Regions from separate parts of the Homo sapiens genome. Here region 1 is linked to region 2. Evidence: read pairs that join two places in POLR2A ChIA-PET (ENCODE). Cell type or tissue: Panc1. All regions are shown on one strand. Each heading gives the region's core, and the rest is flanking DNA. Links, peaks and the distances in the headings are about the cores only.

Region 1 (2,922 bases), core at 277-2,776, 190 kb before region 2:
AGGGGCATGGTCACTTTTGCCAGAAGAAGCATGACTGGAAGGACCCAGGTGGTGACATGGGTCAAAGGAGACAATAATAGATTGAGTCCAGGGAATCTGACCACACTTGAGAGACTAGCTTGGGCACATCGCCAGGTCACCCAAACAGTTTCCTGAGTCTAGGCACTGGGAACCTGGAGGAGGCCACACTAGTGAACGTGCACATTATTTATCTCTTGTTCTGTACTTGAGGCCATCATTCCCCTGAATGTTCCTTTGAAAACGTAGATGGCTCCTGACTGCTTTGCCAAGCTAAGAATACAGTTCTTTTTTTTGTTTTTGAGACGGAGTCTTGCCCTGTTGCCCAGGCTGGAGTTCAATGGCACAATCTCAGCTCACTGCAGCCTCTGCCTCCCAAGTTCAAGGGTTTCTCCTGCCTCAGCTTCCTGAGTAGCTGGGGTTACAGGTGCGCGCCATCACACCCAGCTAATTTTTGTATTTGTAGTAGAGATGGGGTTTTACCATGTTGGCCAGGCTGGTCTCGAACTCCTGAACTCAGGTGATCTGTCTGCCTCGGCCACCCAAAGTGCTGGGATTACAGGTGTGAGCCACCACGCCTGGCCTTAAGAATCAATTTTTATCCACATTCTCAGCTTCTCATTTTGGTTTCAACCTATCAGTCACTTTTTTGTTTACTTGCCAGTTTTATTTTGCTGTACATCCATATATGTATCCTATCTACATGGCAGGCAAACTTGATTATTACATTTATAATCAGCAAAATAATTTTAAGATCAATGAGGGTTGATCTTAAAAGAATCAAAATAATTTTAAGATCAATGAGGATTTTTAAAAAACAAAACAAAACACCTTCCTTCTTGTCCTAACTAGTTACGCCTCCTCCTGGATCGTCTTACTGCTTATGTGGGTAGGAGGGGCAGTGCTTGGATCACTAGGAGGTGCTCATTGCTCATCTTGCAGGGCTACCATGTGGCTCACTTCAGTCCTCTTGCATCTCTCGTATTTCCCAACACCTTACCCCCTTTGGGCCTGGGCCATTCCCTCAGAGCCCTTCCCTCTCACCCTTACTTGGTTCCCTGCATCTCTCCTCTGGGCTTTTAGTTCTATTCTTTTGCGTGATTAAGCATTAGGTCTCTCCTATGCTTAACTCTGGCAGCAGCAGGCTGCCCTTCCCTGGGGACCCTCCTGCTCCTGGTCCTGGCTGGGACCCACTTTCTCCCAGGTTGCACATTCACATAAGTCACTGCCAGCTCTGGCTTTGCTCTGAGCCCAGCCCTCTTCAAGCAGCCCTGGCTCCAAGTGCACGTAGGCTGTAGCAGGAGAGGACCAAGGGAGTTGGAGGGTATTGCCAGTTGGTTGGCTAGTTCCCAGGAGGATGAGCCAAGTTTTCATTCATTTACCTCTTCTTAAGAGGAGAGTGGGGTGTGTGTGTGCGCGCACGTGTGTGTGCACATGCACGTGTATGTCCACTTGGGGGAGGAAAATACAGAGCAGTGATTCTATATCTATCATACAGATAATTTTTCCTAGCCTTGGGTTCGGGACATGAAGGAAATTGTGGTAGGAATGGTGGTGTGAAAGAGGTTCTTCATGGTTGGATTTTCCTAAGTATCTTACGAAAAGAGGAGCCTGTGTAGAGTTTTTTGAAAAGTTTTTTGAGCTCTCCAGCTGGAATACCAAACTGGTGATTTCGCAGATGTTTTTATTTAGGACAAAAAAAAGTGAATTTCGTGAAAACACTCAAGTAATTAACAGTAGAGAAATACGGCAAACATCACAGAGGTGGTAACAGATATCTGGACCCCTCAGCTGGGATCAAGACACAAATGAGCATGGAGCTTATGACTCCTTTCACACGAAGGAGCTAGAGTTGATGTTCCCTGTTGTCTTTGTTGTCTTCACCTACAGATGGCCATGACTACCCTCGAGCAGCCTACCAGCAAGTGATCCAGCCGGCTCTGCCTGGGCAGCCCCTGCCTGGAGCCAGTGTGAGAGGCCTGCACCCTGTGCAGAAGGTTATCCTGAATTATCCCAGCCCCTGGGACCACGAAGAGAGGCCCGCACAGAGAGACTGCTCCTTTCCGGGGCTTCCAAGGCACCAGTAAGTATGACAGGCCCAACCTTCAGGCATTTTTAACATGGAAAGGAATTATGCCAATGCAATGAAGATGTAACAGAATTCTCTATAGGTTTGCTAACCCACGTTAGTGAGCAAGTCACATAGTGGAATGCCCAATATAGACTTTTCAGGTCAGGAGGAAACGGAAGCTGGTTGACAAGGATCTCTTTATCAGACATAGAAAGCCACTAGTGACTAGTCGAAATTCTCTTGAAGGAAAGGCTCTTCAGATGTTCTCCAAGTCACACCCCTTTCTTTTATTTTCAGATCATCTGAATTTTTAGTCCACAAAATAGATTTTTGATTTTACTACGACTGACTTCCACTGTTAGCCAACTCTTTATATGTCTAGTGTCTGTTCCTGTTTAAGCCTATTTCTTACTTTAAAATGTTAAATTCAATTAATTTTCCATCAAAATTTAAAATTACCTGTTCTTTTCTTTTTTTGAGACAGGGTTTTGCTCTGTCACCCAGGCTGGAGTGCAGTGGTGCAAACTTGACTCACTGCAACCTCTACCTTACAGGTTCAAGCGATCCTCCCACCTCAGCCTCCTAAGTAGCTGGGACTAGAAGCATGCGCCACCATGCCCAGCTAACTTTTGTATATTTTGTAGTGAAGGGATCTCCCTATGTTGCCCAGCTGGTCTTGAACTCCTGGGCTCAAGTGATCCACCCACCTTGGCCTTCCAAAGTGCTGGTATTACAGGCATGAGCCACTGTGCCTGGCCTATTATTTTCTTTTGTAATAAAAACATTCATACATGTTGAGTACCATTATTAGGTCTCTCCTATGCTTAACTCCG
Region 2 (2,922 bases), core at 296-2,795:
TTCATATGTGTATGGTTTTTTATGCATTCCTCTGAGGTTTTTATATTATCCTATCCCATTCTGCCCCGGGTATAACCATATGCTAAAACGTTTTATATTCCTTTTATATAAAATATAATGAACCAAAATACGTAGAATTTACTTCAAAAGGATCTAGGGTAGTCAGTATAATATGTTTTGTATTTTTCTCATCCTATTTTTCATTATATATACATATAAAGTATCAATTTTGTCAGAATAATTGTGAATTAATATATCAGGTTTTCTGGGTACAAGCTAAATGTAAGATAATTGTATAAGTAAGAAAAATGTTAGAAAGTTTGCTCTCACATAATTATTATGTTTTTTATATCCTTTAATTGCAGCTCTTTAATATTGGAAGGTGTTGAACCACAGAGTACATGTGAATTAGAAGTGGATGCTGTAGCTGCTGATATCTTAAATCGTCTGGACATTGAAGGTTCATACACAATTATTCTTAATATATGTTTTTATTTTTTAAAATTAATGACCGGCGGGTGTGGTGGCTCACGCCTGTAATCCCAGCACTTTGGGAGGCCAAGGTGGGTGGATCATGAGGTCAGATCGAGACCATCCTGGCCAACATGGTGAAACCCCGTCTCTACTAAAATACAAAATAAATTAGCTGAGTGTGGTGGCACACGTCTGTAGTCCCAGCTACTTGGGAGGCTGAGGCAGGGGAATCACTTGAGCCTGGGTGGCGGAGGTTGCAGTGGGCCAAGATCGCACCACTGCACTCCAGCCTGGTGATAGAGCAAGACTCTATCTCAAAAAAAAAAAAAAAAAAAAAAAAAAAATTAATGACCAAAATGGAATAGAAAAAGTAGGAAAGAAAACTTTACGAGGAAACTAAGATATTATAGAAGGAGGATACAAAATGTTATGAAGATTGCTTCTATACTTCTGATGAGGTATTAATTTTTTGTTTATATTTTTGTCCAAATGACTATATTTGAATAGATGATACTAAAATAAGTGTGACACTAAATAAAATTAGCTAATATAAAGCAATTTAATGTACTGTGCCTTTTAATTTCTTAATTTTCATATTATATATCAGCAAAGGGACTCTTAGGTCTATTGACTATCATCAGATGTTTGAATTGTATTCACTTGCTGGATTTTGGGGAACCACTAGGAAGAAAACTAAAAAAGGAGTAACATAGTAAGTGTAGGTTGGGATAATTTGTCCACTTTATTACACAAAATATGTGATTGGTTTTTTTAAAGGCAGTATTTGTTAAAGAAAAGTTTAGATTTTTTAGGCATTTCTTACTTTGACCCTGTAGTATTGAAGTATTATTGTGATTACAGCTCAAATTGGTGGAAACCCTGGTCTACAGGCCATATGGGAAGATGAAAAGCAACGGCGAAGAAACAGAAATGAAACTTCTCAAATGAGCCAACCTGAGTCACAAGGTATAAACCTAATAGTGCTCTGATTATTCTTTTAAATCAAGTATTTTAATGGAAAAGTTTGTCATTGAGTTGTTCCTTTGACATTAGATTTTACTTTTCAAATGACCTTTATATTTTGTATGTATTTTTCTTGTTGTCATTGCTGTACAGCCACTATTTATCTTTACAGCTGTCTCCAATTGTCGCTTATTATCTCTTTGTAAGAAGTTGACGTTTTTACTGTTCTTTGTTTTTAATGTACCTTGTCCTCTTGCCTCACTTTTTTGTTTTCATTCTCTAGTATGTTCTAGCCCTCTGTATTTCCAAATGAGCTATAGAAAACTCACAGAAGATCATGAATCTCAACTTAGAAACACTGTTTAATACATTAAGCTTTGAAAATGTAGCCATTGAAATGCTGCCCACAGTTTATTTTCTGAGTATGTCATATAAGCTCTCACTTTGTTCAATATGTACAGCTCTAAAGAAACATTTATTGCTAAATGGTGCCACATTCAAAAAGAATTCGAGGGGGTTTAGATAATACCATGGATACAACAGTTTTAAAAATAAAGGTAAAAGAGTGAACGACATCATTCAAAAGGCAGATATATTATTTCAAAATACAGCAGTAAGCCTATATTGAAGTTCAATTAAAATTATTATATCTTAGGCACTAAAAATGTTTTGATAAACTTTGAGTGCCTTTTATACTTTTAAAAATAGAAATATATTTTATGAGGGGAAATTTTTAGCTTTAGGATACAATATATTTATAGGTAGAGAACAATTTTTCTGTTTTAGATTTAGATTATAATTATAGAACTTAATCTTGAACTGACTTAAGTGCCTAATTTTATAACTTTAGTAACAACCGTTTCTCTTTTGTGTGATTCTATGGTAAAACTACAGTTAGGTTGTATTATGTATATCTAGAGAAAGATAGGAAATTGCCACCATTTTTAAAGCTACTTTAGGAGAAGGGAAAATATTTCATTCATTTGCTATTTACATTTTTTAATGCACTTTTAAAATTCAAAGATCACAGGTTTGTGCCAGCAACAGAAAGTGAAAAAAAATTTCAGAAGAGACTTCAGGAAATTCTCAAACAGAATGATTTCTCTGTGTAAGTGGTTATTTATTATAGATCTCAGAACTAATTTTATTCCTTTGTTATGTAGTCTGTTATAAAGGATATGTTTTAATTAAGCAGAACATTATCAGGATCTGTGGACTACAGCGATGGATCCCAGGAGTTCTCTGCTGAGTTAACATTGCACTCTGAGGTTCTGTCTCCTGAAATGCTTCAGTGTACACCAGCCAATATGGTAGAAGTTCACAAAGACAAAGAGTCAAGCAAAGGTAAGATTTTCTTTTCATGTATACAGAAACTACTAGAACAGATATCTAGCACTGAGATGTTAATATTTGATTGAGTTTGCTAGGGATTTTTTTCCCTATGAAATAAATATTGTGGATATAGCAAAAATTTCTCCCATTCTG

The links. Peaks named below come from ENCODE experiments on the same cell type or tissue, not always from the same donor. Only the 100,000 strongest peaks of a DNase experiment are listed, where the experiment ranks them.
Region 1: POLR2A ChIA-PET joins it to region 2 with 15 read pairs; 2 of 35 experiments call an interaction of 5 or more read pairs at or near these places.

The regions. Positions count from the first base shown.
Region 1 is chr6:111,579,376-111,582,297 of GRCh38, reverse strand. It overlaps TRAF3IP2 (TRAF3 interacting protein 2), which reads left to right. Exons shown (of 9, transcript NM_147686.4): 3 at 1,909-2,101. It also overlaps TRAF3IP2-AS1. Among named protein-coding and RNA genes, the nearest start is that of TRAF3IP2, 25 kb to the left of the region's middle. In Panc1, for the core only: no CTCF peak of the experiment used is centred there; no DNase peak of the experiment used is centred there; H3K27ac peaks cover 1,574 bases.
Region 2 is chr6:111,387,624-111,390,545 of GRCh38, reverse strand. REV3L (REV3 like, DNA directed polymerase zeta catalytic subunit) reads left to right here. Exons shown (of 32, transcript NM_001372078.1): 6 at 366-460; 7 at 1,336-1,440; 8 at 2,461-2,545; 9 at 2,633-2,781. Among named protein-coding and RNA genes, the nearest start is that of REV3L, 94 kb to the left of the region's middle. In Panc1, for the core only: no CTCF peak of the experiment used is centred there; no DNase peak of the experiment used is centred there.